Regions from separate parts of the Homo sapiens genome. Here regions 2, 3 and 4 are each linked to region 1. The links are chromatin loops, found by intact Hi-C in ENCODE. Cell type or tissue: CD4-positive, alpha-beta T cell. All regions are shown on one strand. Links, peaks and the distances in the headings refer to the core of each region. The heading gives the core; the rest is flanking DNA.

What was found. Peaks named below come from ENCODE experiments on the same cell type or tissue, not always from the same donor. Only the 100,000 strongest peaks of a DNase experiment are listed, where the experiment ranks them.
Region 2: a loop joins it to region 1, with 5 times the contacts of the local background. A loop is called at or near these places in 10 of 110 quality-filtered maps.
Region 3: a loop joins it to region 1, with 9 times the contacts of the local background. A loop is called at or near these places in 46 of 110 quality-filtered maps.
Region 4: a loop joins it to region 1, with 19 times the contacts of the local background. A loop is called at or near these places in 12 of 110 quality-filtered maps.

The regions. Positions count from the first base shown.
Region 1 is chr10:13,582,363-13,590,100 of GRCh38, reverse strand. PRPF18 (pre-mRNA processing factor 18) reads right to left here and starts at 3,136. Exons shown (of 10, transcript NM_003675.4): 1 at 2,949-3,136. The coding sequence starts at 3,014. RefSeq lists enhancers at 2,071-2,666, 2,842-3,181. In CD4-positive, alpha-beta T cell, for the core only: a CTCF peak has its summit at 3,258; a DNase peak (open chromatin) is centred at 3,190; H3K4me3 peaks cover 1,670 bases.
Region 2 is chr10:13,350,001-13,357,738 of GRCh38, reverse strand. No RefSeq gene overlaps it. Among named protein-coding and RNA genes, the nearest start is that of SEPHS1, 5.6 kb to the right of the region's middle. RefSeq lists a silencer at 2,174-2,327 and an enhancer at 7,679-7,738. In CD4-positive, alpha-beta T cell, for the core only: no CTCF peak of the experiment used is centred there; DNase peaks (open chromatin) are centred at 5,038, 5,928 and 7,628; H3K4me3 peaks cover 488 bases; H3K27ac peaks cover 1,984 bases.
Region 3 is chr10:13,368,923-13,376,660 of GRCh38, reverse strand. No RefSeq gene overlaps it. Among named protein-coding and RNA genes, the nearest start is that of SEPHS1, 24 kb to the right of the region's middle. In CD4-positive, alpha-beta T cell, for the core only: CTCF peaks have their summits at 4,377 and 4,577 (motif pointing left); a DNase peak (open chromatin) is centred at 4,590.
Region 4 is chr10:13,774,133-13,781,870 of GRCh38, reverse strand. The region is part of intron 6 of FRMD4A (FERM domain containing 4A); the gene reads left to right. Among named protein-coding and RNA genes, the nearest start is that of PRPF18, 190 kb to the right of the region's middle. RefSeq lists an enhancer at 6,476-6,645. In CD4-positive, alpha-beta T cell, for the core only: CTCF peaks have their summits at 3,476 and 3,680 (motif pointing right); a DNase peak (open chromatin) is centred at 3,720.

The DNA of each region.
Region 1 (7,738 bases), core at 1,211-5,210:
GTGCATTTCAATGACGAAGAACATGATTATGCAAATATTCATGTTGTGAACCTTGAGGGTGGGCTGAATATTTTGTGATTCACTTTTCCCTTTAAAGCACTTAGATTTCAACACCCTGGCCCTTCCTAACATCCACTATGCACTCCAACACCTAAATTTAAAATACTCCCAACCACTCATCAAAAGGTCCCTGCAGTAGACATAAAAACATTTACAAATATGAACAAGCTTTTCCCCATACCTACCAAACAGCATTCTATTACCTCCACTTTTCTAATTGTTTTTAAAGTTTCAATGATCATGAAATTTGCCATTTACCAAGCTAAGAACTCTAACTTACTTACACTACATCACATACATCAATCGTACACAACATCCAAATATCTAAGTCAGATATTCTGTGATGCACGGATTTCCATGGGTCCTGTAGACCCTCTGAGAGGACTCATGAGGTCAAAAGTGTTTTCTACAGTAAGGCATTATCTGCCTGCTCACTCTGATGACATCTGCACTGTAGGTGAAAAGCAATGGTAAATTTGCTAAAGCCTTAGCAAGAACCAAGGCAGTGACTCTAAACTGCCACTGCAGCCAGAGGGAGCCAGTTTCTCTAAACAAATTTACTCCTTATGATAAAGGAGTAAAATTACTATTTTTATTAAGTCTTGATCTTTGGCCATATCTTTTTAATATTATGTGACAAAACAGGAAAGATGCATACAACAATTCTCATTTATACTAAAGTTTGCTGGTTGTGTGGAGGAAAGTAATTGAGTTGCAAGCTAAACTGGCTTTTTCACGGAATACCATTTTTACACTTAAGAACACCCGGCAAACCATGGTTCTTCAGACTTGGGTATTTGGCAGACAACTTCCCCAAACTGAACAAAGTGAGCAGATCACTTCAAGAAAATAACTGATAATATTTGTTGCCTATGATAAAATTCCAGCTTCCAAGTGGAAATTAAGTGTGGTGAACTTAGATCTGTCATCAGGAGCCTGACAGTTTCCTAATGCTTACAGATGTTTCTCAGATCAGTGGATATTAAATGAAGTGATCTTTTCATATTTTGTAATGAAATGTGTCAACAGGTGGGAGACCTGCATAATTCAGTAACCCAATGTTTTCCAAATGATCGATCAGTGAGTATTTTTAACGTTTCTCAGTTTTAACTTCTAATATGGTAAATACGGATAGAAATAACACATAAACAAAAGTCCTTCAAGATCTTCAGTAACTTTTAAGAGTGTGAAGGGGTCCTGAGACCAAAAGCTTTGAGAACCAGCGGTCTAAGTTACTGCTACACAATAAAGTAAGGGAGATCATCTTCAGGAAGTTCCTAAATCATGTAATTCTTTCTCCCCCTTTTTAGTACCTTTCCAAAAGAGTCTTAGCATTCCCATCAGTGAAGAGCAGGCCTACAGACTTTTCATGTGTTGAAGAAGAGAGAAGGAGGAGGAATAGAATTTAAAAAATTGGGATTTACTATTAGAAAGGAATTTTATTACTTTTTTTTTTTTTTTTTTAGAGACAGGGACTCGGTCTCTCACCCAGGCTGGAGTGCAGTGGCACGATGATAGCTCACTGCAGCCTGAACTCCTGGGCTCAAGCGATCCTCCCGCCTTGGTCTCCCAAGCAGCCGGGACTAGACGCGCGCACCACCACACCTGGCTAGAAGGAATTTTTTTTTTTTTTTGAGACGGTGTCTCACTCTGTCGCCCAGGCAGGAGTGCAGTGGTGCGATGTCGGCTCACGGCAACCTCCGCCTCCCGGGTTCAAGTGATTCTCTGGCCTCAGCCTCCTGAGTAGCTGGGATTACAGGCGCGCACCACCACGCCCAGCTAATTTTGGTGTTTTTAGTAGAGACGGGGTTTCACCATGTTTGCCAGGCTGGTCTCGAACTCCTGACCTCAGGTGATCTGCCCACCAAAGTGTGGGGATTACAGGTGTGAGCCACCGCGCCCGGCGGCCCTTCCTCCATGTTTCAGTTGGGCACAAACCCTTCGTAAGGCGACAGAAGGGAACTCTCAGGAGCACTGGGGCACGTCCGCAGAATGCCAACAGGTAGGAGCGGGGATAGGGGGCAGTTAGGTAAACTGGAGGGAAACAGGGTCAGTCGGGGGAAAACAAACAAAGCCTCGGGTTTTCCTGCAATTCCCACACCTGCATCCCTAAGGCTCCCAAGTGGTTACCGGAAAGAAGGCCGTGAGTGTAAGTTGCCCGGGTCCTTGGCGTTTTGAACAAAGAATTGGACAAAACGCACAAAAAAAGTAACAAAACACAGGAATGAAGCAGCAAAAGTAGGGACTTATGAACGCGAGAAAGCACTCCACAGGGTGTGAGTGGGCCCGAGCAAGCGGCTCGAGGCCCCGGTTACAAAGTTTTCCGGGTTTTAGGTACTCCTTCTGAGGTCCCTATCAGCTACCCCGTATCTGGATGAAGGGTTCGGTCTGTGGCTAAAGACTGAGGTGAACTGGCGCCCTATGCAGATGAAGGGATGGCCCGTGATTGGCCCACGGCCAATGCAGGGCACGTTCCCTTCCCATCTGAGAGGTGGTGGAAAGGCAGGGATGCGGGGAGAGCCGCAGCCTGAAGCCTTTGCTACTCGGTGGTGGGAAGATGAGGATTTTTCTTTTGGTTTGGCTTTTGGACGTGGGCGTTAATTGGCCTCAGGTTCCCGCCCCCAGACCCAGGTGTTTTCCTTTTGATCCAGCTTTGGGAAGTCAGCACGAATTGTACTCAAGTTCCCTGCTCTCAGACCCTATTCTCCAGCCTCAACAGTGAGACGCCAAGGGTTGGATCTAAGGGGGCCTACCAGGGGTAGTGGCAGGACACTCGCTAAGCCCCGTCCCCGCCCCGAATCCTCTGAGTATCGTCACCCTCACCCCAAAACCCCGACACACATACTCTCACTCTTACATCCCGACCCCCACGACCGCAGGGTCCTCACCACCAGCAGGTTCCTGTCCTCCACCAGCTGCCGCTTCCGAAGGATCTCTGATTTCAGAATGTCCATCTCGCCGCCAGAATTTAAGCTCCAGTTTCCCGCTCCAGCTCCTCGAACCCAGCCTCACTGGGCCGGCGGCCGCGAACCCACTGAGTATACGGAACAACAAGCCCAAACACCTGAGAACAACTGACAGGAGCCGCTTCCGGCGGAAGCTGGGATGAGAGAGATGAGGGAAGAGAGTGGCCCGGGGCGCCTGTGGTGGCCAAAGCAGCTGTGCGTGAGTGCCCACTGGCGGCGCCCTCCGGCAGCGCGCCTGTAGTTTCCCCTCGTAGGGAGGTTTACGTGAACGTGGACGGAAACCCGGGTCTTTGTAGTACTCTCTGCACCTGCTAGTTGAGTTCCAAAAGCCTCTCGAAGAACACCTCAATAATGCCAGTTAAATCAAGATCTTTATTAACTGGAAATTTACATTAGGGTTTCTGAAGTTACTTGCTTGCAAAATTTGCAAAAGGATGAGAAAAATCTAAACAATAATACTAACTTGTAACAATAGAGTGAAAGGGCTGTCTGTTCATTACTAGCCTGTTAAATTTCCTGTGAACTTAAACGACTACAACCATTTAAAGCAGTTTGGAAGTCAATTTATCTTCACTCCCTCTGTTTTAGATTGCTTACCAATCTTGGTGATAATTGAACATTTACCTCAAGCTAACTAATCATTTTTTGGTCATGTGTTCAGCAATCAAGATTTTTCAGTGACATGATTGGAGATGTAATCAGAAATTCCTTTTTTTTTTTTAAATCCAACCCAAGGGAAAAAAAGTTAAATTGAAGAGAAAAATTATGTCAGAGATTTTTTAAGTCCCTAACATTTGTTTACAGTGGACTTATTTTTTTCATGTCATTGAAGCACGTTTAAAAATTGTTTTTGTGAAATCATAATTGAACAATATTTGACATTTCGTTTTTCTTACTCAAAAAAGGTAAGAAATATCATTTTGTTGAGTCAGCTGATAATGGGTAAAATGCTTTACAAAACAAAAAAATGAACAATTGAATTATTTCAATTTAGAAAGTCTTTTGTGGGGGGTGATACTTCATCTAAAAGATATCTGAGGCCAGACGGGGTGGCTCACCCCTGTAATCCCAGAACTTTGGGAGGCCGAGGTGGACAGATCACCTGAGGTCAGGAGTTCAAGACCAGCCTGGCCAGCATGGTGAAATCCCGTCTCTACTAAAAATACAAAAATTAGCCAGGCGTGGTGGCAGGTGCCTATAGTCCTAGCTACTCAGGAGGCTGAGACAGGAGAATTGCTTGAATCCGGGAGATGGAGGTTGCAGTGAGCCGGGATCATGCCACTGCAGTCCAGCCTGGGTGATAGAGCAAGACTTTGTCTCAAAAACAAAACAAAATAAAATAAAATATACCTGACTTTTGCCAGAAATAAGCCAACACAGGAAAATGTCCTTGAACTAAATATGGCAACACTCTTGCATGAATATGGGTTTCCCTCACTAATCAATGAGCAAATAATAATTTATTAGCATTTTCCTGATTTAGGGATTAGGGATTGTTAGACACAAAAAAAACCTGAAGGGTTAAGACAGATGACAGTAACAGCAATGGAAGTTTACAGAGAACACAACGGCTGGCTACCTGGGAAACTGTCAGTGTAAACCAGAGAAGTTACTAGCTACAGTTAACAGCCTCCCCTTACATTTTAGACTTTCATTGATTTCTACGTTTATGTAAACATGTGCACTGAATCCTGATTAAGGCCTGAGATCAAAGAGTGATAGAGAGAAATACTTGAACAAGCAACTGACAAGCAAGCTTTTCCATTCAAAAGGAAGGAAAAAAGATATCCAGGAGCTTTTAGAAATACTTAAAAGAGGCCGGGCACAGTGGCTCACGCCTACAATCCGAGCACTTTGGGAGGCCAAGGCAGGCGGATCAGCTGAGGTCAGGAGTTTGAGACCAGCCTGGCCAACATGGTGAAACCCTGTCTCTACTACAAAAATAGCCGGGCTTGGTGGCACACACCTGTAGTCCCAGCTATTCAGGAGGCTGAGGCAGGAGAATCGCTTTAACCCGGGAGGCGGAGGTTGCAGTGAGCCAAGATCGCGCCACTGCACTCCAGCCTGGGTGACAGGGCAAGACTCTGTCTCAAAAAAAAAAAAAAAAAAAAAAAAGAAAAGAAAAGAAACACTTAAAAGAACAAATCGCCGTGACCCTAAGAGAGACCATATTCATTTAAAAAAACATGCATCCCATTTCATCACAATCATTATTTAAAAAGTGAAATATTGGGACTGGGTACAGAGGCTCACACTTGTAATCCCAGCACTTTGGGAAGCCAAGGCAGGAAGATCACTTGAACCCAGGAGTTCAAGGCTGCAGTGAGCATTGATCGCACCACTGCACTCCAGCCTGAGTGGCAGAGTAAGACACTGTCTCTAAAACAAAAATAAATAAATGAGAGATAAAAATGAAAAATTGGAAACAACCCAAGTGTTCTAAATGGAGGAATAGTTAAATAAAATATAGTTTATACACACAACCAAATAACATGGCATCATTAAAAACCATGTTTTTAAAAATTCAATGGTATGGGAATGCTCATGATACAATGTTCGGTCCAAAAGTAGCATAATGAAACTTTATAGCATATAGTCTCTGCTTTTTAACAAAAACATAGACATATGCTTCTTAACAAAAACATATAGACGTAATAAAACATTGATTGGAAGGAAACATACCAAAATATCAAGTTTTTATCTGGACAGTAGAACAATTGGGGATTCTTATTTTCTGCTTTTTACCACAATTTGGTACAAATCTCATAATATGGGGGGAAAATTCAGGTATCAGTCTTTTTCTGTTTAATTATTATTTAGACTATTTATAAATTTTCTAGCATGTCTATTTTAGACATTGTATATGATAAATTTTGAAGAGTATAAAAGAAAGCAAAGAATTAGATAAAGAATTTTTTAAATTTCCATAGTTATTCAATCTAATATTTAAATATCTTATATATGAGCTCTATACTACATTAGCTTCTGTGACCTAAACCAAAACATAGACCCTGCCCACAAAGAGATAGCCAGTTAGTTGGGGAATCAAGAAATAGACCTTAAAAAGTTAAATTTTGTAAGATTTAATAGTGTATATGTGGCTATAATTTCAGAAATTAAAAATCAGTCATCTTCTAAAAGAAAAAAGGGTAAAAATCAGTACAGGATTGATGAGATATTCCTCTGTAGAGGTAACTCATCCTAGGAAATTATTTGTCATTTCTGGAGACTGGAGGGAAATGCCAAATTGAATCAGGATCACCTGGATTTGTTTTGTGGCTGCCCTAAAAGATGGAATGTAACTTAAACAGCAAAGAAAAGCTCTATGATTCAATACAGTGGCTCTCAATCCTTAACATGCTTCAGGATAACCTGGAGGACTTTTTGAAACACAGACGGCTGGTCCCCAACCCCAGAAATTGTCTTTCCATAGGCTTGGGGTGGGACCCAAGATTTTGCTTTTTGAACAAACTCCCAAGGGAGATGGATGCTGTTGATCCAGGGACCTCATTTTGAGAACTGCCGACCTAATATATTATTTTGTCATCTCCTGCGGGGGAAAAAGTGCATTTGCAGTCTGAAATGCAGTCTGCACAAGTCTTCAGAATTGGAGCAGAGCGGGAAGGCTGGTCGGTGGTGTCTGCAGCACGGTCACAGGCACCTCAAAGGGCACCCGTCCACTCCCAGTAATGCTGCTTCTGGGAATTTCCTAATGGCAAGGGAGCAGGCTCCCTCCAGATCCAGCCACCTTTACAAAACTGCTTTGTAGGGTTAGACCACAGAGAATGACTTCTCCAATCTGGGACAATCAGAGTCCCTTCCCTAGAAAACTAAAACTGGAATGGAGTGGATCCTTCCAAGACTCAGGATATATAAAATGTGAATTCCAGAGTGATAGCCACTTCAGCCAGGCTGGTGCATACCGTCCCACAAGAGCCAATTGTTACATTTTTGAGAATTTTGTGTCAGTTGTCAAACTTAGCAATTATTAAAAATCAAATGAGTTTACTTGTAATCAAATAAATCATATTATAAACGAAGTTAATAAATACACAGAACCTAATTCTTATTTTACTACATTTTTACTCTTATGCTCTTGGAGTTATTTATGACTGTTGTATCTTTGTGGTGGAAATACTATAAAATGGTGGCTCCTGCAGACCTCTTACCAGTTCCAGGCTTGAGGACCCCACCTTGGCAACTGGAAATCAACCACAGTGACTGTATTAGTCAGGGTTCTCCAGAGAAACAGAGCCGCTAGGATATATAGGTATTTATCAGAAGAGATTTATTATGGGAATTGGCTCACGCAATTATGGAAGCTGTGAAGTCCCACAATCCTGCCTTCTGCAAGCTGAAGAACCTGGAAAGCCAGGGGCATAATTCAGTTGGAGTCTGGGGGCCTGAGAATAGGAAGGTGGGAGGTTGAGCTGGCTGGGCTAGCATAAGTCCCAGAGTCTGAAGGCCCAAGAACCAGGAATTCTGATGTCCAAGGGGAGTAAAAGGCGATGTCCAGCTCAAGAAGAGAGAGACAGGCCAGGCATGGTGGCTCATGCCTGTAATCCCAACATTTTGGGAGGCCGAGGCTCAGTTGAGGCCAGGTGTTCAAGACCAGCCTGGGCAACATAGCAAGACCCCATCTCTACAAAAAATAAAATTAATAAATAAATAAAAGAGAGATAGAATCCACCCTTCTTCTTCTCTCCTGGCCC
Region 2 (7,738 bases), core at 3,739-7,738, 230 kb after region 1:
TCTGCACTTTGGGAGGCCAAGGCAGGAGGATCTCTCAAGCCCAGAAGTTCAAGGCTGTAGTGAGCTGTATGGTGACACCACTGCATTCCGACCTGGGTGACAGAGCCAGACCAAGTCTCAAAAAAGAAAGAAAAGTAGGCCGGGCGCTGTGGCTCATGCCTGTAATCCCAGCACTTTGGGAGGCCAAGGCGGGCGGATCACCTGAGGTCAGGAGTTTGAGACCCGCCTGGCCAACATGGTGAAACCCCGTCTCTACTAAAAATACGAAAATTAGCCAGGCGTGGTGGCGGGCATCTGTAATCCCAGCTACTCGGGAGGCTGAGGCAGGAGAATTGCTTGGACCCAGGAGGTGGAGGTTGCAGTGAGCTGAGATCACACCACTGCACTCCAGCCTGGGTAACACAGTGAGACTCTGTTAAAAAGGAAAGGAAGGGAGGGGAGGAGAGGGGAGGGGGAAAGAGAGAAAGAAAGGAAGGAAGGGAGGGAAGGAGGGAAGGAGGGAGAGAGGAAGGAAGGAAGGAAGGAAAGAAGGAAGGAAGGGAGAGAAGGAGGCTTGGTCACAAAGCGTTTATTTTTTTGTTTGCTTAGTTTTTTACCATACTAAGGAGTCTGAAATTTATCCTGTAGCTATTATTTACTTGGTCAGTGCTATTACTTCAGCCTGTGCTATTGTTTCTTTAAACTTTTATTTAAATTGACTCACTTTTGTTCTGAACAATAATGTCTGTGAAATCACAGGTTTTATGTTTCAGTTAAATCCTTCCAGTGGGTGTTGAAATGAATACCCCTAACTACAAAAATAAAATATTCTTCCATGCCCTACTTAACTCATCCATGCACACCCACGAATGAAGACCAGACTTTTTGAGAAATGGAGCCACAGGCAACGGGAGCTACTGCGCAGTTTTAAGCAAGGAAAGGACATGATCAGGTTTGCCTCTGATAAATGTCATTCCAGCCGCATGGATCATTTTGGGCTGATGGAAATGAGCAAAACAGCAAAAGACCGTAAATAAGGCTAAGTCCACAACAGTGGGGATGAGAGATGGAGAATATCAAGGTGGTAGAATTGACTCAGAATAGGGACTGGAAAGAGAGGGAGGAGTTCAGCATATGGGCCAGGGTTCCACCACGTGCAACACAGGAGATTGTCCACCAGCCAAGAGAGTACATAGTCGGGGGTGATGGGACAGGGAGAGTGGGAAGGAAAATGATTATTTTGGTCTGGAACATGTTGAATGTGAAGTGTTTGTGTAACACTCAAGTAGGTGCCCAAATGCCTGTGTCTGGGGTCTGGGAACCAGGAATCCTTTAAGGCAGTGTTGTCCACTAGAAAGTGGATGTGACCACATGTGTCATCTTAAGTGTTCAAGTGGCCCCATTTTAAAAAGTAAAAAGAGGCCGGGCATGGTGGCTCACACCTGTATCCCAGGACTCTGGGAGGCCGAGGCAGGTGGATCACGAAGTCAGGAGTTCTAGAGCAGCCTGGCCAACACAGTGAAACCTCATCTCTACTAAAAATACAAAAATTAGCCAGGTGTGGTGGGGCACAGTGGCTCACGCCTATAGTCCCAGCACTTTGGGAGGCTGAGGCGGGTGGATCACGAGGTCAGGAGTTCTAGACCAGCCTGGCCAACACAGTGAAACCTCGTCTCTACTAAAAATACAAAAAATAGGTGTGGCCAGGCATGGTGGCTCACGCCTATAGTCCCAGCACTTTGGGAGGCTGAGGTGGGTGGATCACGAGGTCAGGAGTTCAAGACCAGCCTCGCCAACACAGTGAAACCTCGTCTCTACTGAAAATACAAAAATTAGCCAGGTGTGGCTGGGTACGGTGGCTCACGCCTGTAATCCCAGCACTTTGGGAGGCTGAGGTGGGTGGATCACAAGGTCAGGAGTTCAAGACCAGCCTGGCCAAGATGGTGAAACCCCATCTCTACCAAAAATTAAAAAAAAAAAATTATCCAGGCATGGGGGCGGGCACCTGTTAATCCCAGCTACTCGGGAGGCTGAGGTAGAGAATTGCTTGAACCCAGTAGGTGGAGGTTATAGTGAGCCGAGATCGCCCACTGCACTCCAGCCTGGGTGACAGAGCGAGACTCCATCTCAAAAAAAAAAAAAAAAAAAAAAAGGTTAAAAGAAACAGGTGACATGAATTTTAATTGTGTGTGTGTGTGTGTTTGAGATGGAGTCTTCTTCTATTGCCCGGGTTGCAGTGCATTGGTGTGAACTTGGCTCACTGCAGCCTCCGCCTCCCAGGTTCAAGTGATTATCTTGCCTCAGGCTCCCCAGTAGCTGGGATTATAGGCACCCACCACCATGCCTGGCCAATTTTTTTTTAGATGGAGTCTTACTCTGTCGCCCAGGCTAGAGTACAGTGGCACGATCTCGGCTCACTGCTACCTCCACCTCCTGGGTTCAAGTGATTCTCTTGTCTCAGCCTCCCAAGTAGCTGGGATTACAGGCACCTGCCACCACACCTGGCTTATTTTTTTGTATTTTTAGTAGAGATGGAGTTTCACCATGTTGACCAGGCTGGTCTGGAACTCCTGACCTCAGGTGATCCAGCCGCCTCAGGCTCCCAAACTGCTGGGATTACAGGCATAAGCCACTGTGCCCTGCCTGAAAATTTCAAACAAAAGAGTGGGACTAGCAAATGCTGGAGGCTGGGTGCATGGGCTCCAGACGTAGCCCAAGCTCAAATCCTGGTTTCACTACTTACAGCTGGGCACTGTGGTAGCACTGCCCACGCCATTGACATCTGACTCACTGATCTTACCCAAAGCTGCAGGGGCCAGCCCGCTGAGAGCATCCCACCTCAATCACCTGCCTGCCCAGCACTCCAGGGCAGCTCTGCTGGCCCTGAAGTTCTCAGTCTTGTCCAGTCCAGTGAGAGGACGTGCGGGGAGTTCCGGGGAATTAACATCCAGGGGCAACCCTTAACCACCAAAGGACAGGAGTCAGTGGATAGAGCCGTGGCTTCTTTTCCTGCCAGTAGCATGAGTTTAAGGGGACAGATTTGTTGCTATTGCTGTTGAGACAAATTATCACAAACTTTGTGGCTTTGTCAGAGGCATTTGAACCAGATCAACTCCATCTTGAATGGGAGCTGGGTAAAATGAGGCTGAGACCTACTGGGCTGCATTCCCAGATGGTTAAGTCATTCTAAGTCACAGGATGAGATAGGAGGTCAGCACAAAATCAGGTCATAAAGACCTTGCTGATAAAACAGGTTGCAGTAGAGAAGCCGGCCCAAATCTACCAAAACCAAGATGGTGATGAGAGTGACCTCTGGTTGCCCTCATTGCTACACTCCCACCAGCACCATGACAGTTTACAAATGCCACGGCAATGCAGGAAGTTACCCTATATGGTCTAAAAAGGGGAGGCATGAATAATCCACCACTTGTTTAGTATATCATCAAGAAAGAACCATAAAAATGGGCAACCAGCAGCCCCCAAGGCTGTTCTGTGTATGGAGTAGCCATTATTTTATTCCTTTACTTTCTTAATAAACTTGTTTTTTAAAAATACATACATAAAATTAAATAAACTTGCTTTTGCTATTTTGCTTTGCACTGTGGACTTGCCCTGAATTCTTTCTTTCTTTTTTTTTGAGACAGAGTCTCACTCTGTCACCCAGGCTTGAGTGCAATAGCACAATCTCGGCTCACTGCAACCTCCACCTCCTGGATTCAAACGATTCTCCTCCCTCAGCCTCCCGAGTAGCTGGGATTACAGGCGCCTGCCACTATGCCTGGCTAATTTTTGTATTTTTAGTAGAGACAGGAATTCACCATGTTGGTCAAGCGGGTCTCGAACTCCCGACCTCAGGTGATCCACCCGCCTCGGCCTCCCAAAGCGACGGGATTACAGGCGTGAGCCACCGCACCCAGCTTGCCCTGAATTATTTCTTGTGCGAGATCCAAGATTCCTCTCTTGGGGTCTGGATCAGGGCCCCTCTCCTATAACAGCTTGAATTATGATCTGACAGTTCTGTGGACCAGAAGTCTGACACAGATATCATTAAGCTAAGATCAAGCTATCAGCTAGATGTATTCTCTTCCAGAGGCTTTAAAGGAGAACCTGCTTGTCTTTTCCATATTCTAGGGGGCACCTGTTTTCCTCAGTTTGTGGCCGCTTCCTCCATCTTCAAAGCTAGCAATGTCAGTCTAATTCTTTCTCACGCTCCCATCTCTCCAGCTCTCTATTCCCTCTTCCACTTTTCAGGAGGCTTGTGATTACCTTGGATCCACCTAGATTATCCAAGATAACCACCCTATTTTAAGCTCAAATGATGAGCAAATTTTTCTTTAATTATTTTAAGAGACAGGGTCTCTGTCACCCAGGCTGGAGTGCAGTGGTACAATCATACCTCACTGTGTCCTTGAACTCCTAGGCTCCAATAATCTGCCAGCCTCAGCCTCCCGAGTAGCTGAGACTAGAGGCATGAACTACAACACTTGGCTCTGATCAGTACATTCAATTCCTGCAACTGAAATTCCTCTTTGCCTTGTAACATGACATAGTCACAGGCTCTGGGGCTTGGGACATAGACCTACTGGAGTTCGTCATTCATCTGCCTGCCCTAGGGGGTCCGTACCATTTCTCAGAGCAGCCTCAACAGGGCAGAGTCCCAGGTGCCCACGGTTGGTAGGCCACTCTAACATTCCTTCCGGCTTTCTCCTTTCTGTTTCCTCCTGTCTGCTTCATGACTTATGTTTCCTAGGATCACCTCCCAAATTAACTAACTCCCTTCTCCCTAATCCTTGTCTCCAGGTCTACTTTGGGGGAGCCCAAACTAAGACAGTGACCTTGGATAAATTACTTAATTAGTCGGAACCCTGGTTCCCATCCCCATGAAAGGAAAACCTACCGCAGGGGACTGTGGGGAGAATTCTAAAAGCAGTGCTTTAAAACACTGTGCAGTGGGGTATGTAGTGAATCCTCAACAAAGGTTAGCTATTGTTGGAGGGGTGGAAGTCAGGGTACAGGCAGGGACCAGCCTGGGACCGGCAGAGGGCAGTCCTGTCTCTGAGACACTGACCCTGGAGGTCAGAGGAGTCTAGTGGGGCCAGGGAAGGGTGGGGGAATTACAGGGTTTCCCCTGAGGACATGAATTCTTTTCTGTAAGGTGCATCTGCTCTTGAAGGCAGCAAAGTGTGAACCAGCCCTTGGGGAGAATAATGAACATCAGGAATAACATACTCAATGATTTCTGAGGTGTCAGAAAAGCCCGGCTGGCACTGGGGGCTGACATGCCCATCATGGCAGGATCTCTAAGTTCTGAGTTTCCTCCAGCCCAGTGGAAGGACAAAGAAGGCAGGTAGAGGGGCTTAAGTTTGGACATGTGGGGGTGAACATGGTCAATGAAATGGGTTGAGGTGAGATGAGGCTGCAGAACTACCCTCAGACGGTCCAAGCTGAACAGAATGAAACGGATCCACTTCAGGAGACTGGTGGCCCCCATGAAGTTAGAGTGTGGGTGTCCTATGTAAAGAAGGGAGAGGACTCAGGGACGGGGGAGAGGGTGTTGGTGTTTAAGATTTCCAGGGTTAGCTAAGCATGGTAGTAGTCCCAGCTACTCAGGAGGCTGAGGTGGGAGGATTGCTTGAGCCCAGAAGTTTGAGACCACCTTGGGCAACATAACGAGAGCTCATCTCTAAACGAATAAAAAATGAAAGATTTCCAGGGCCGAGAAGGTTCACAGCACGGCCAAGACAATGGGTGTCTAAAGTGGAGTTAAGGTCAAGGTCATCAGATTTGCACATCCATCATCTAGCAGGTGCTATTCCTGAGAATGGACCCTCTCCATCCCCTGGGATGACAGAGCAGGGGCCACTTTTGAATGGGCATGATTCAAACCATGCAGGGGAGTGACACTTCTGGCAGCAGATGGTGGCAGTGTTGGATGGCATGAGCCCCGAATGAGAAGGGCAGGTGACAGGAAGGTGATGTCACTGGAGCTGCTTTTCTGTTTTGGGGTGAGCAGGATGTGGGGTATAGAACAGGCAGCCTCTCGTCCCTCTGGGTTTCAGAGGAAGTGGAATTCTTAGGTCAGTGTTCTTCAAAAGCATCAGAATCACCCAGGGAGCCTGGCAAAATGGGGATTCTTCACATCCCTTCCCCACCACATACACCTCCGACCTGCTGGAGTCTTTTCCCATGGCTGCCATAACAAAGGACCGCAAGCTGGGTAGTTTAAATCCCGGAGGCTGCTAGCGGGAAGCCAAGGTGTCGGCAGGGCTACGCTCCCTCTGAAAGCTCTAGGGAAGAATTCCTCCTTGCCTCTCCCAGCTTCTGATGCTGACGGCAACCTCCGCTGTAGCTTGTAGCTGCATTGCTCCAACCTCTGTCTCGGTCTTCACATGCATGGCCATCTTCCCTGTGTCTCCTCTGTGCCGCTGTCTCCAAATCTTCCTTTTCTTTTCTTTCTTTCTTTTTCTTTTTTCTTTTTTTTGAGACATCTTGCTCTGTCACCCAGGCTGGAGTGCAGTGGCATGATCCCAGCTCACTGCAACCTCTGCCTCCTGGGTTCAAGCGATTCTTCTGCCTCAGCTTCCCGAGAAGCTGGGATTACAGGCATATGCCACCACGCCCAGCTAATTTTTGTACGTTTAGTAGAGATGGGGTTCGCCATGTTGGCCAGGCTGGTCTCAAACTCCTGGCCTCAAGTGATCTGCCCACCTTGGCCTCCCAAAGTGCTGAGATTACAGGCATGAGCCACCACGCCCAGCCCAAATATTCCTTTTTTTCTAAGAATATGAGCCATAGGATTTAGGGCATATCACAATTGAGTATGACTTCATCTTACCTTGATTAAATCTGCAAATATTTTATTTCCAAGTAAGGCCACATTCACAGGTATGGGGGGCAGTGAGGATTTCAACACACCTTTTGTGGTGGACATAATTCAACCCATTGTATCTGCTAGCTGTAATCTTTCAAGTGAGTGAAGCTGGTAAATTAGTTCTTTTTGTTTTGTTCTGTTTTGTTTGAGACAGGGTCTTGCTATGTTACTCAGGCTAGAGTGTAGTGGCACGATTACAGCTCAATGTAGCCTTGAACTACTGGGCTCAAATGATTTACCTCAGCCTCTGAGGTAGTTAGGACTATAGGCATGCGCCATCACACCTGACTACTTCTTAAATTTTCTGTAGAGACGCGGTTTCATTATGTTGCCCAGGCTGGTCTCAACCTCCTGGCCTCAAGTGATCCTCCTGTCTTGGCCTCCCAAAGCCCTGGGGTTACAGGCACCCTGAGCTACCCTGCTCAGCGGTAAACTGGTATTTTTAATAAGCCCCAACCAGACAATGCAACCCAGGAGAACCATCTCTTGGACGGAACCAGCAGAGCCTGAGAATCCAGCGGGGATGGCTCCCTAGAATGGGGTTCTGGTGAGCCCGGGAGTTGCGGGGGAGCGTAGGACTAGCTCAAAGCAGTACCCAAGGAAGAAGCTCTCATCACCGGCAAAGAAAAGGATGCATGACTCTGCCAGATGATCTGGGCCAAGGCTGTAGTGTGGCCCTGGATGAAGTAAGGCATCTGTGGCTTACGGCCTCTGCGGCAGAGAACTGCTTCCCGGTGAGCTCGTGGTGGGTGGAGGCGGGGAGGAAGAGTCGGTTCTGAGGATGGTGGCCTCCCACCGACGCAGCGGGGATCGGCCTCTGTCCCGCCCAGCCACTTGATTTCCAAGTTCTGCAGAGCTCTGTCCAAGGTCTCTTTCACTTTTTTCCTG
Region 3 (7,738 bases), core at 2,497-6,496, 210 kb after region 1:
CGTTCAGTAACCTTAGAGGGGGATTTGACGTTTAAATTGTTAACAGACTTTGGATCAGAGAAATATTTGACAGGGAAAAGCAAACATTCTTCAGATGAGCTTTATGGTGGGTTGGAAGTTCTGAAAAAGCTCACGGTTTGATGAAAGCCATGCCATCCTCCCTCCTACACACCTGGAGGGAGCAATCATCTGCACTGGTGAGAGAAAGGTCTCTTGACTTAGGATCGTGGCTCATGGTACAATTATGCAGCGCTGACAAAAAAAAAAAAAAACAGGGATTAATATGGGGGATCGTAAAATGCTTTTACAGAGGTGTGTAAGAAGAAATATTTCAGAGCAGGTTAAGAGGGGACCAGGTATTTCAAGCCTGTTTAATAAGAGCTACAGGCAGAGCATCCAGGCTGCTTCTGTCTGGGGGAGGAAAGCTAGCCCAAAGATGAAATAAAGATAGGGGAGCCGAGACGAGGAGTGCCTAGAATGTCAGCATGAAGACACAGTGACAAGTTTGGAAACCAGTGAATTAGAATGGGGCAGGGAGCTAAAATTATCTCTCGCTAAAGAGTCTGAGAAGTTGTTACTGTTAACATACATCATTTGCAGGCTTGGCACAGTAGCTCATGCCAGTAATGCCAGCACTTTGGGAGGCCAAGGTGGGAGGATTGCTTGAGCCTAGGAGTTTGAGATCAGCCTGGACAACATAGCAAGACCCTATCTCTACAAAAAATGTTAAAAATTAGCCAGGTGTGGTGGTTCACACCTATAGTCCCAGCTACTCAGAAGGCTGACGTGGGAGGGTCACTTGAGCCCAGGAGGTCAAGGTTGCAGTGAGCTATGATCATACCACTGCCCTCCAGCTTGGGAAACAGAGCAAGACCCAGTCTCTTAAAAAACAAACAAAAAACAAAAACAACAACAAAAACAAAAACTCTATATACACACATGTACATATAGACACACATCATTTGCAGTTGAAAAAAAAAATGGCTAAACTCTCCACAGCCTCATCCTATAAACACACAGCGGCAACAACTCAACTAGAATTCAAAGCAACAAATAAACACAAGACCAAACCACCTCCTGGCCTAGACCGCAAGTGTCTCTCCTGATCCCTGCCTGGAGTATTAAGAGAAATGCTGGGAACAGTCATTAACTCAGTGAGCTTTCATTTTTGCATAATAGAGCCCCCCCACCTTTTTTTTTTTTTTGAGATGGAGTCTTGCTCTGTCACCCAGGCTGGAGTGCAGTGGCACGATCTTGGCTCACTGCAACCTCCACCTCCCGGGTTCAAGCAATTCTCCTGCCTCAGCCTCCCGACTAGCTGGGACTACAGATGAGTGCCACCACGCCCAGCTAATTTTTGTATTTTTAGTAGAGACAGGGTTTCACCATGTTGGCCAGGATGGTCTCGATCTCTTGACCTTGTGATCTGCCCACCTCGGCCTCCCAAAGTGCTGGGATTACAGGCGTGAGCCACTGTGCCCAGCAACAGAGTCCATTTTAATCTAACCTAACTGTGCTGTCAGCTAAGCCTTTTCCTGGACAGGCTGTCTTCTAACATCTCGGCCTTTATATTAACCCAATTGTATCCTCTGCTCATTTCCATTATTTTCCCTGTAACTTCGTGATGACTTCTCAGGTTCTATTTGGGGTTTCCTTGCAGTATTTAATCTCTGAGCCTACACCATCCAATACAGCAGCCATTAGGCACATATAGGTACTGAGCACTTGAGATGAGCTCTTAGGTGTAAAATTTGCATCGTATTTAAAAGACCTAATAAGACATTTTTAACCATTTAAAAAATGTTACTTACACATTGAAATGAGACTATTTGGAGTGTATTGGGTTAAATAACATGTATTATTAAAACTAATTTCATCTGTTTCTTTTTACTTTTTCAATGTGGCTATTAGAACATTTTATTTTAATACTGTAAGTATTTCTTAAATTTCAACTCTTTAATTTTTTTATTTTTTTGAGATGGAGTCTCGCTCTCTTGCCAAAGTTGGAGTGCAATGGTGCGATCTCAGCTCACTGCAACCTCTACCTCCCGGGTTCAAGCAATTCTCCTGCCTCAGCCTCCCGAGTAGCTGGGATTACAGGTACCTGCCACCATGACTGGGTAATTTTTATATTTTTAATAGAGACACAGTTTCACCATACTGGCCAGGCTGGCCTCGAACTCCTGGCTTCAAGTGATCCGCCCACCTTGGCCTCCCAAAGCGCTGGGATTACAGGCATGAGCCACCACGCCCTGCCCAAGACTTTTTATTTCATTTTTTTCAATATTTTTCTTTTAGAAACTGGCCTCGCTCTGTCACCCAGGCTGCCAGGCTGGAGTGCAGTGGCACCACCATAGCTCACTATAGCCTCGACTTCCTGCGCTCAAGCCATCCTCCCAGGTCAGCCTCCTGAGCAGTTAGGATCCCAGGCACACACTGCATGCCTGGCTAAGTTTAAAATTTTTTCTGTAGAGATGAGGTCTTGCTATGTTGCCCAGGCTGGTCTTGAACTCTGGCCTCAAGGGATCCTCCCACCCTGGCCTCCTGAAATGCTGGGATTAAAGGCATGAGCCACTGAGCCTGGCAGTTTTTTCATTTCCACATTATTGTCTTAGTACTCTGAAACTGGTAAAAATGATTACTCTTTTCACTGTATTACCACTGTCATTGGTCTAGTGCAAACACTGTACATTGCTATTTGTAGTGGCTGGAATATTATTAATATACCTGGTATGTTTGCAAGTCTCTTCGCTTCCCAGTGGCAGCAGAACATAGTGGAGAAGCATGCTAGCGCCTCCATCCAGCTGTGTGACCTCAAAGAGGTGGTCCAACCTCTCTGATCTTCCTAATACCTACAAAATTGTACTGATCATTATAGAATCAGCTTGGTAAGTTTGTTGGTGAGTGTAAAACAAGTGTCTGGAGCATAGTGGATGCTCAATAAACATTTGACATAGTATTGGCAGCTGGGTGTTTGGTTCCCAATCAAGAATATGACTTGGGGGTATTGGATTAGATACCTTTCAAATCTCAATTTCTATGATTCTCTGGGATACAATGAAATGATAAAATGTACTTTCATTTTGGTTTTGCTAAAACCACTTGCACAGTGGACAGCTGCATGAAGGATGCTTCTGCCGGTCTTCATCATGTTACAGCTATCAGAACAATGAGGGGCTTCTTTGCAGAGCCTCCATTGATTTGTTTCAATAAATTAACTTCTAGGCCAAGCACAGTGGCTCACGCCTGTAATCTCAGCACTTTGGGAGGCCGAGGAGGGCAGATCACAAGGTCAGGAGTTCGAGACCAGCCTGGCCAAGAGACCAATCTGGCCAATATGATGAAATCCCGTCTCTACTAAAAATACAAAAATTAGCTGGGCGTGGCGGCAGGTGCCTGTAATCCCAGCTGCTTGGGAGGCTGAGGCAGGAGAATTGCTTGAACCCGGGAGGCAGAGGTTGTAGTGAGCCAAGATCGCGCCATTGTACTCCAGCCTAGGTGACAGAGTGAGACTCTGACACACATACAAAAAATTAACTTCTTTGGGAAGCATACTTCTGGGTAGACATCCACTAAATGGGACTCGAAGCAGATCAAGGAAATTAATGGACATGATTTTGTTTTGCAACCCCATAAAGGAGAATAAATAGATAACCAGATATTATGTGAAAAATGCTTCTGTGGTCAAATGTGTTTCCAAACCTTGCCTGCCTACTATGACCTCCTCTTAGAGATGCACAACACACTTCCTGCTTATTAATAGCTCAGAGCAGCTTTGTCCAATAGAAATATAATCTCTGTCCAATAGAAATATAATGTGAGCCACAGCTGAATGTAACATTTTTGACGTGGGATCATCTAGGTACCCATCAACAGTGGATTGAATAAAGAAAATGTGGTGTATATACACCGTGGAATACTATACAGCCATAAAAAAGAACAAGCTCCCGTCCTTTGCAGCAACAAAGTCGCATCTGGAGGCCATTATCCTAAGCGAATTAACACAGAAACAGAAAATCAAATACTGCATGTTCTCACTTATAAGTGGGAGCTGAACTTTGGGTACACATGGACATAAAGATGGGAACAGTAGACACTAAGGACTCCAAAAGGGGGAAAGGAGGGAGGAGGCAAGGAGATAAGGGCTGAAAACCCACCTGTTGGGTGATATGCTCAGTACCTGGGTGATAGGATCAATCGTACCCCAAACCTCAGGATCATGGAAATATACTAAACCTGAACATATACATCCTGAATCGAAAATAAAAGTTGGAGACAGAGTTGAGACTCTGTCTCAAAATAAATTTATTTATCTATTTAAAAAAATAAAAAGTGTTGAGCTTTTCTGATCCTAGGGCCAGAGAGCAGCAGGGAGAATAGTGTTATATTCAGCTGTGGTTTCTGCAGTGATGCCTGGCGCCCCCACAGCATTTAATATTTTGAGAGTGTTTAGCTCTGTTAATTCCTGCCTTTTGCAGGATATAGAGAAAGAAACAGAAGCACAGAGCTGATGAGCTGCTCCTCCTCCCCTGGGCCAGAGCACAGACTCCAGCAACAGGATCCTGACTCAGAGCATTAGGTTATGCTGCCTCCTACCGGCCATAGTGGGGATCTGCACAAAACCCACAGGTCTCATCTGGATTAATACACAGACTTTTTTAAAGAGCGGGGAGGGGAATCTCGTCTAAATATGTCTGCAGTCTCCAGATTGAGAAATGCCATTCTAAATCAATCAAGTGACAAAGTTCACATATCAACCAAGCCTCAAATTCTAAGAGGTGCTTTTCATGGGAGACCTTGCAAGGCAGGGTGTTTTCTTTGTTCTCAGGATTATCCACTTTGTGTATATTTTCCACAATAAACCTCACAGTCATGGTGACCTTTTGCCAGTCACCTGTCTACTTGGCTTTCGAAGCTGTTTATAACTCCATTCTTACAGAAACATACTTTTCCCCCAGGTTCTGTGAAACTGTACTTATTTCTCTCCTTCACCTTATATAAGTTTCTGTCTTTTCCCATCTAGAACAGGGGAGGATATCATTGCTGTGTCTCAACACTCTGTCCTTTACACTTCTTTTTTTTGTTGTATTTTTTTTTAGACAGGGTCTTGCTCTGTCACCTAGGCTGCAGTGTAGTAGCACAGTCATACCTCACTGCAACCTTGATCTCCTGGGATCAAGTGATTCTCCCATCTCAGCCTTCTGACTGCTGGGACTATCGGTGCACACCAAAATGTCCAGCTAATTTTTAAATTTTTTTGTAGAGATGTGGTTTTTCTGTGTTGCCCAGGTGGGTCTCGAAATCCTGGACTCAAGTGATTCCCCACCTCAGCCTCCCGAAGTGTTGGTATGATAGGCATGAGCCATCAGGCCTGGTCTTAAAATACTTTCTTTTTTTTTTTTTTTTTAAATAATGATGGGGTCTTCCTGTGTTGCCCAGGTTGGTCATGAACTCCTGAGCTCAAGCAATGCTCCCAACTCAGCCTCCCAAACTGCTGGGATTAGAGGCATGGGTGCCCAGCCTTTCTTAGTTTTTTAAAACAAATAAAATGTGTGCTGGGCGAAGTGGTTCACGCCTGTAACCCCAGCATTTTGGGAGATCGACACGGGCAAATCACCTGAGGTCAGGAGTTCAAGCAGCCTGGCCAACATGGCGAAACCTCGTCTCTACTAAAAAGACAAAAATTAGCCAGGCATGGTGGTAGGCGTCTGTGGTCCCAGCTACTCGGGAGGCTGAGGCTGGAGGATCGCTTGAATCCAGGAGAGAGAGGTTGCGGTGAGCCGAGATCGCGCCACTGCACTCCAGCCTGGGCGACAGAGTGAGACTCTATCTTAAGTAAATAAATAAATAAATAAATATAAATAAAATGTTATGAAGTTCAAGCATAACCTCTACTTCTGGCTTTTCTCCCTCCCTCCCAAAAGTCAGAATATCATGCATTTTATGTGAGTCCTTCTCATTCTGGTCATAGATAAACACATTCAGTAAGTATGTAGTAGTATTATTATTTAGTGTTTTCAGATTTCACGAACGGCATCATATAATGCATTTTATCTTGCACTTGTTCTGTTCACTTAACACTATGCTTTTTAATTATAGTAAAATATACACAGCATAAAATTTACCATTTTAGGCCAGGCACAGTAGTTCACGCCTGTTATCCCAGCACTTTGGAAGGCTGAGGAGGGCAGATCACCTGAGGTCGGGAGTTCAAGACCAGCCTGGCCAACATGGAGAAACCCCGTCTCTACTAAAAATACAAAACTAGCCAGGCGTGGTGGTGCATGCCTGTAATCCCAGCTACTTGGGAGGCTGAGGCAGGAGAATCACTTCAACCTGGGAGGCAGAGGTTGCCGTGAGCTGAGATCACGCCACTGCACTCCAGCCTGGGCAACAAGAGTGAAACTCCGCCTCAAAAAAAAAAAATACCGTTTTAACCATGTTAAGCGTACAGTTCGGTAGCATTAAGTACATTCACACTATTGGGCTACCATCACCACCACCGATCTCCAGGACTTTTTCATTATCCTAAATTGAAACTCCAAACTTATTAAACAGCTTCCTTAACATCGTTTTAAGGTTCCTTTATGCTGATACATTTAGAGTTGCTTCATAATTTTGACTGCTATATAGTATTCTGTGATATGAATGTGCAACATTTATTTTTTCTACTCCTTTTTTTGTTTTTGTTTTTTGTTTTTTTGTTTTTTTGTTTTTGAGACAGACTTTCGTTCTTGTTGCCCAGGCTGGAGTGCAGTGCTGTGATCTTGGCTCACCGCAACCTCCGCCTCCCAGGTTCAAGCAATTCTCCTGCATCAGCCTCCCAAGTAGCTGGGATTACAGGTGCCCGCCACCACGCCCGGCTAATTTTGTATTTTTAGTAGAGACGGGGTTTCTCCATGTTGGTCAGGCTGGTCTTGAACTCCTGATCTCAAGTGATCCACCAGCCTTGGCCTCCCAAAGGGCTGGGATTTCAGGCGTGAGCCACCATGCCCGGCCTTCTACTCCTTTTTCAATGAACATTTATTTCCGATTATTTGCTATTACAAACATCTTCGTATGCAACTCTGTGCACGAACATCCACCTAGAAGCGGCACTAATGAATCAGAGGATATATGTGTCTTCACCTCTACTAGAAAGTATCCAATTGCCCTCCAAAACAGCTTTACTGATGTACAGTCCTGCCCTGAGCATAAGAGACCTCTGATTTCCCCATGTTCCTCACAATATGTGATCAAGACTCACTGGACTTAATTTTTGCCAGTGCAGTGGCTGTAAAGTGATATCTAGCTTTAATTTGCATTCTCCTGATTACTGGTGAGGTTGAGCATCTTTTCGTGTATTTATTTATTTATTTAGAGACAGAGTTTCACTCTTGTTGACCAGGCTGAAGTCCAATGGCACAATCTCGGCTCACTGCAACCTCTGCCTCCGGGGTTCAAGCTATTCTCCTGCCTCAGCCTCCCAAGTAAGTGGGATTATAGGCGTGTGCCACCACACCTGGCTAATTTTGTATTTTTAGTAGAGACAGGGTTTTTCCATGTTGGTCAGGCTAGTCTTGAACTCCCAGCCTCAGGTGATCCACCCCGCTCTGTCTCCCAGTGTGCTGGGATTACAGGCGTGAGCCACCGTGCTCTGCCTCATGTATTTATTCGCAACTTAGATGGCTTCTTTTGTGAATTCCCTGTTCATAACTTTGTTATTTTTTGATTGGATATATTTTTATTGATTTTTAGT
Region 4 (7,738 bases), core at 2,033-6,032, 190 kb before region 1:
TCTGCTAAACTGAAACTCTGTACTCATTAAACAACTTCCCCTTCCCCGTTTTCCTCAGCCACTGGCAACCACTACTTTTTGTCTCCATGAATTTAACCACTCTAGTACTTCATATAAGTGGAATCATATATATTTGTCCTTTTGTGTCTGGCTTACTTTACCTAGCATAATGGCCTCAAGGTTCATCCATGTTGGCTGTGTGTGGTGGCTCATGCCTGTAATCCCAGCACTTTGGGAGGCCGAGGCAGGCGGATCACCTGAGGTCAGGAGTTTGAGACTAGCCTGGCCAACATGGCGGAACCCCATCTCTATTAAAAATACAAAAATTAGCCAGATGTGGTGTTTTGTGTCTGTGATTCTAGGTATTTGGGAGGCTGAGGCAGGAAAATCTCTTGAACCTGGGAGGTGGAGGTTACAGTGAGCCGAGATCATACCACTGCACTCCAGCCTGGGCAACAGAGCAAAACTCTGTCTCAGAAAAAAAAAAAAAAAAAAAAAAAAAGGTTCATCCATGTTGTAGCGTGTATCAGAATTTCCTTCCTTTTTTTTTTTTTTTTTTTTTTTAATTTTTAAGACAGGGTCTCTCTCGCCCAGGCTGGAGTTCAGTGGTGCAATCTTGGCTCACTGCAACCTCCACCTTCTGGGTTCAAGTGATCCTCCTACTTCACCCTCCTAAGTAGCTGGGACTACAGGTGTGTGCCACCTCACCCAGCTAATTTTTGTATTTGTTTATGGAGACAGGGTTTCACCATGTTGGCCAGGCTGGTCTCAAACTCCTGGGCTCAGGTGATCTGCCTGCCTTGGCCTTCCAAAGTGCTGGGATTACAGAAGTGGGCCACCACGCTTGGCTGCCTTCCTTTTTAAGGCTAAATAACATTTTATTGTCTGTGTAGATCACCTTTTGTTGATCCATTCATACATCAAAAGGCACGGGTTATTTCCAAAACCTTTTGCCTATCATGAATAATGCTGTTATGAACATGGATGTCTAAATATCTCCTCGAGACCCTATTCCCAGTTGTTCAGGGTATATACCTATAGGTGGTATTGCCAGATCATAGGGTACTTCTATTTTTCATTTTTTGAGGAGCCATCCCTACTGTTTTCCATAGCAGCTGCACCATTTTACATTTCTACCAACAGTGCCCAAGGGTTCCAGTTTCTCCACATCCTCTCCAACATTTGTTATTTTCTATTTTGCTTTATTAAATTGATGACCATCCCAATGGGTGTGAGGTGTATCTCATTGTGGTTTTGATTTGCGTTTCCCTGTAGACTAGTGATGTTGAGCATATGTCCGCATGCTGTTGGCCATTTGTGTATCTTCTTTACAAAAATGTTTGTTCAAGAGATGATTCCTAATTGAGAGCGACAGCCCCTTGTCCTGTATCCAATTGCTCCATAAGCTTGTAGTGTCTCCTTTTGTGGGATGACCCAAAATGCCTACACCCCTTTACAGCACACACCTCCTCCCGGGGAAGATGGACTTGCGGAATATCACTGAGGTTAGGAACTGCGACTAAAAGAACATTTTTTTTTTTTTTGAGACACAGTCTCACTCTGTTGCCCAGGCTGGAGTACAATGGCACAATCTCAGCTCACTGCAGCCTCCGCCTCCCAGGTTCAAGCGATTCTCCCGCCTCAGCCTCCCGAGTAACTGGGATTACAGGTGTGCACCACCACGCTTGGCTAGTTTTTGTATTTTTAATAGAGATGGGGTTTTGCCATGTTGCCCAGGCTGGTCTCAAACTCCTGACCTCAAGTTGATCCATCCACCTTGGCCTCCCAAAGTGTTGGGATTACAGGTGTGAGCCACCTTGCCCGGCCCTAAAAGAACATTTTAAAAAAGAAACACCCACTCCACTGGCTACCCCCGGCATGCACATAACGAATGCAATGAATGTCTCATGAATGCAATCTCCGTCACACCCCCTTAGGGCTGCTCATTAACAGTAATAGACAAGAACGGTTCATTCCTACAAAGTTCACATGATGTGTAGGCTTGTTGCTGAGTGCTTTATGTGAATTGTTTAACTGAGTCTTCACAACGCCTTTTGAGATAGACACTGCTTTTTTTTTTTTGAGAGTGAATTTTGCATAAGTTTATTGATGGTAATTAATTTGGAGGCCAAAATGCATTCTACCTTGAAATAAATCAAATAATACTAAACCTAGGATTTCCCCTTACTCTAAAAATGTAATTAACAAGAAGCGGAAGAGTTTGAGGTATACACCAGCTGACTAATGTAGGGCCACAGAAAGCAAATTAACAGATGTTTTTCTGAATTCACAGCTTAAGTTCTACCTCTTACCTGGGTAAAATGTCAGGGACTCGTCTGAAGTCCTGAAGTGTGAGGATTAGTTAGAATAAAAGTTCTACTAAGGAATTTAAGGGTAGTGCATTCAGTCAGGGCAAATTCCAGATGGACAAACCAGAGAACTTTCAAGTGAAGATTTGATGGGTTTAGCCATTCCTGTGATCTCAGTAAGGAATTTTCTCTTGGTTGTCAGAACATTGATGGAAGATTAAATAAGTCTTTTTTTTTTTTTTCTTGGAGATGGAGTCTCACTCTGTAGCCCAGGCTGTAGTGTAATGGCATAATCTCGGCTCACTGCAACCTCTGCCTCCTGGGTTCAAGCGATTCTCTGCCTCGGCCTCCTGAGCAGGTGGAATTATAGGCACCAGCCATCACACCTGGCTAATTTTTGTATTTTTAGTAGAGATGGGGTTTCACCGTGTTAGTCAGGCCGGTCTCGAACGCCTGACCTCATGATCCACCCACCTTGGCCTCCCAAAGGGCTGAGATTACAGGCATGAGCCACCACACCCAGCCAATTCTTTTTTTAAATAAATAAATAAATAAATGTAAAGCCCAGAGTGTCCTGAATTTTCTAAAAAGTGTTTTATTATTATTATACTTTAAGTTCTGGGATACACATGCAGAATGTGCAGGTTTGTTACATAGGTATACATGTGCCATGATGGTTTGCTGCACCCATCAACCCAAGAGATAGATGCAGCCTTTTATCCCTGTTTTCCCAGTGAATGAAGATGAGATCACATGCCTAATGAATGGCCAGGCTATGGTGCACCCTGGAGGGAGGCTCTCCTCGTGCGCTTGTCTGTGAGGTGTTCGATGGATGGATTCAAAGGAGTCTAGGGAGATACCGCTGCCTGGATTTTAAAATGTAATTAAACTCAGGCCCTAGGGATTGCAAAAACCCATTAAACCTTAACACACACACAAACACACACACACACACACACACACGTTGGAATGGTAGTATCAGCCATCACTTTCCTTCTGTAACTACCTCAACACATTCACTGCACAGAATAGTTCCACCAATTACAAATGTTCAGAATAACGGAGGGCCTGGTAATGATCAAATTCAGTTCTGTGAAAAGACCTCATTTTGGGACAGTTGCTGAGCCAGGACTTAAACTGGGCTCAAACCCAGCACACTAAGAGGACAGCATTTTGGGGTTTTGCCGAATGGAGGGAAAAGATACCATAATGCAGTTCCAGGTACTTTTAGATTCTTTCCTCTAAGACCCCACTTTCTCATTATAAAGTGGAAATAATAATACTGAACTTACATACAGATTGTAAGAGTATCAGGTTTTTTTTTTAAATAAATGTGAAAGCGCTTTGAAACCAAGTTCAGAAATGAAAGGTGAGCAGTCTCCACCAGGTGGCAGCCTTGGGCAGCGAAGTAAATGCATGGCAAGGCTGAATCCGCGAAATCACTCTCCAGCAGGGCAAGTAAAAAATTGTCCCCGGCCCACGCCTGTAATCCCAGCACTTTGGGAGGCAGAGGCGGGTGGATCAAGAGGTCAGGAGTTCGAGACCAGCCTGACCAACATGGTGAGATGCCATCTCTACTAAAAATACAAAAGTTAGCCGGGCGTGGTGGCAGGCGCCTGTAATCCCAGCTACTCGGGAGGCTCACTCAGGAGAATTGCTTGAGCGAACCCGGGAGGCTGAGGTTGCAGTAAGCCGAGATCGCACCATTGCACTCCAGCCTGGGTGCCAGAGCGAGACTCCGTCTCAAAAAAAAAAAAAAAAAAAAAAAAATTGACCCAAAGCCTACTTGGGCAGACGCTTGGGGAAAGGGAGAGGAGTTGCGTTCAGTACTGTCTTGTCCCAAATGCTGAGCTGGCACTGAAGGCCTCTGAACATCATGCACGCCTAGGACTTTGCGATTCAGGGAAAATTAAAAAGAATAAATGTCAGAACTAAATACTACAGATGCCCTGAGTGGAGGTGATGACACCTTTGCAGCCAGCCACATTTAGGTTCAAGGTCCCGACAGCATCAGCCCACATGCTGAATGTCACTCCAGAACCCAGCCCTCTCTTCTCAAAATCTTTCCTTGGGCTTGGGCACATAAATGACCACAAATGACCAAGGGACAGCATCTTTCAAGTTGATATAGGAGACCAAGTCGCATCCCAAGGCCCCCTGTCTCCCTCCTGTGATCAAGAATAATATTTTCATTTGTACAAATTGCCATTTAAATTTTTTATATATACTATGATATTTGAGCCTCAGCATCTCTGCGTGAGATGGAGCGAGAATCGCTGGCTTTCCAGAGGAGGAAGTAGGTACAGAGAGGCTAAGTGACTCAGAGACAAAGGACTGGGGGATGGCTGGATAGCCTGTGTAACCTGTGTCAGTGTAAAGATCATGAAAGGCACTGCTGAGTGGTTGACAGTTCAGCTTTTGCTGCCGGGCAGACCCAGGTTCTTTTCCCAGGCATGCCCCTTGGTAAAAGGGATAAATGTGGGCACCTCCTGTAACGTCTCCAAGCTTCCCTTTCCTCTCTAATTGAGCAAGGATGTTATAAGGCTCTAACCACAACCTTCTTGGGAAGATTCAGTGAGATAAAGCATGCAAAGTTCTTAGTCCCATGCCAGGCATGTGATTAGCTCGTTGGATTTAGACCCGAGTTTTTTTCTCTTGGCTGTGATTCTCTTTGTGCCACCCACACAGCCCCCTGGTGCTTTGGGGACCTTGAAGAGCCCAGAGGGTAGTGTTAGACCCAGATAACCCATCCCGATGCTGATACCCGGATGCCTGGGTTTACCCAGCGTAGGTTTAGTATCTGCTCCCTCCCTGTCTCTTGGGGAACGGTTCCTACTGTATGTTAAAATCTAAGTTGTCAAGGTAAAATAAGCCGCTTATTTCTGCTTTTTCAAAGTTCAATTTCATTCACTTTTTAAAGTATTAATATTTGTTTCTATCAAAGTAATAGATGACATCATTTAAAAGTCAAATGGTTCCACAAGGCTGATTATGACAAACAGCTTCCTCCCTGCAACTCCTGCCACTTGCAACAGTTTTAGCTGTTTCTTCTAGTATTTGCCTCCATATAGATAAATAATTGACACAGGGCATTATTCCTTGATTGATTCACTTTTAGGTTGTTGAATTCCTGTTAAAAATGGATGAAGACGGCCAGGCACAGTGGTTCACACCTATAATACCAGCACTTTGGGAGGCTGAGGTGGGAGGATCACTTGATCTTAGGAGCTTGAGACCAGCCTGGGCAACCTAGTGAGATCCCATCTCTACAAAAAACACAAAAATTAGTCGGGTGTGGTGGCACATGCCTGCAGTCCCAGCTTCTCTGGAGGCTGAGGTGGGAGGATTGCCTGAGCCCCAAAGGCGGAGGTTGCAGTGAGTCCAAGAGTCCAGATCACACTACTGCACTCCAGCCCGGTGGACAGAGCGAGACTTTGTCACAAAGAAAAAAAAAATAAGGATGTAGATTTAGATTATAACCACCCACATTTTATTTCCTTTTCCATTTTCTTAGTATGGTGATAGCATAATTCTGGCTTAAAGCCGTAGTCATAAGCATGACATTATCGTGACTAATCCAAGTAGTATCCTGTGGTTGCAGCTCGTTTTTTAGACAACCCATTGTTTTACCCAAAGGGAATACTTGCCTTGCTTTCACTTATTTAGTTACTACATACCCTTCACTTTTCTCCCAAAAGTTCCTACAGATTCTCAGATGTCTACCAATATTAATTTCCAGCTACGTCGGGTAGTTCTCGTTCCTCTTTGGTTTGATTTTGGTTGCTGTGGCAGCTGCTACTGCTGTTGTTTTTCCAGGACCTCCCTCTTAGACTCCTCCAACCTCCTGCTCCAGCCTGGACTTGGTCTCATGCAGAGTCTCAACCCGGGATGCCGCATCCCCATCAGGGTCTTTCCTTCTCCCTCGTTCTGTATTGGGTCCTCTCTTTCCCGGATCCGGAGTCTTCCTGTTTTTTGTTTTACACCATTGTTTCGCTGGAGAACATCCTGCAATCAATCCAGAGAAAGCGCATATGGGAAGTAAAATGTTTGGATACTGGCATATCTGAAAAAGTCTTTATTCTAGCTTTGTATCTAATGAATAGTTTGACTGGATATAGAAATATACAAAAAAAAAATTTCTCTCAGAATACCAAAGGCGTTGCTCTGGAAAAGCCCACCATCCTATCCATTGTATGTGACACCCCCTTGGGCTCCCCAACAATGGGATCCTTTGGGAACTCCTTTTTGCTCCTTCTGATCTAAAATTTCAGGATGGGTGCCCTGATGTGGGTCTTTGTAAATCCATTGTACTCTGTGTTCGATGGGCACTTTTAGTCTGGAGACGTGACATGCATTCTTTTTTAGTTGTGAGGTTCTTTTTGGATTGTTTCTTTGACATCTTCTCCCCTCTTGCCTGTGTCCTCTCTTTCCAGAATTCCTATTTATCAAATGCTGGGCATGGCCTCCCACTCCTATACTTGTCTCTCCAGCTGTCTATCTCTGTCTTTTTATTCTACTTTCTGGGAGGCTTTGTCAGTATTTACTTTAATCTCTTCTCTGGACTTTCTAACCTTTGCCATTATGGTTTTGTTTTTTGTTGTTTTTTTTTTTCTTAAATTTCTAAGAGTTTCTTTATATTATCTGATTTTTTAATATTATGCTATTATTGTTTCAGGAACATAATATCCTCTCTTATCACTCTGATAATATTAGTTATCATTATTATTCTATGTTTCCTTCCAGCTCTTTTTTTCCAGTTTATTTGTGTTGGTCTCTCTTTCCTGTACGAGGCTTCCTCAGTTGTCTGCTGGCCCTGGTCTGTTGCTTCACACTTAGAAACTAAGCAGATGCTCCATTTCAGGGTGGGATGGTCCCCCAGTGGGTGTCCCTGTGACGTGATCCCGTCGCAAGCTGGTTCTTTCCCTGGGGAACCCCGAATATCAGTGTCTTGGTATCTGGACATCTTTCCTCTCTGGCTCTCCATTCTCTCCAGAAAAAACCCTTCCCTTCCTGCCTGGGACATGTCCTCCCACATCCAGGGATCGGGAGGGAACAGTCTCCACACTGGGTATAGAATTCCATGTAATTCCTGCACTTCCGGTCCACTTCATCCCTGCTTCCTGTTCTTCTTCAGAGAACGAACCTCTCATCTCTTTAATAGCAGAAAGGCGAGGAAAGGTGTTTGGCTTTGTTTTGCTATTTTTCCCAAACTGTGAACACTGCCTTCCTACCTTCCTCTCTCTTTCCCAGCAGGCAGGAGGCATGGCCACAGCAGACGCCCCTCTCACTTTCTCTTCCCTTCCACCCCCCTACTTTATACAATAGAGCAGGAAAATGTAGTCATAATCTATCCAAGTTGCAGAAAATTAAAATATGGATATGAGACAGCGGGGCTGTCATTGTGTGCTTCCGGTGGAGCAGGAGGAAGT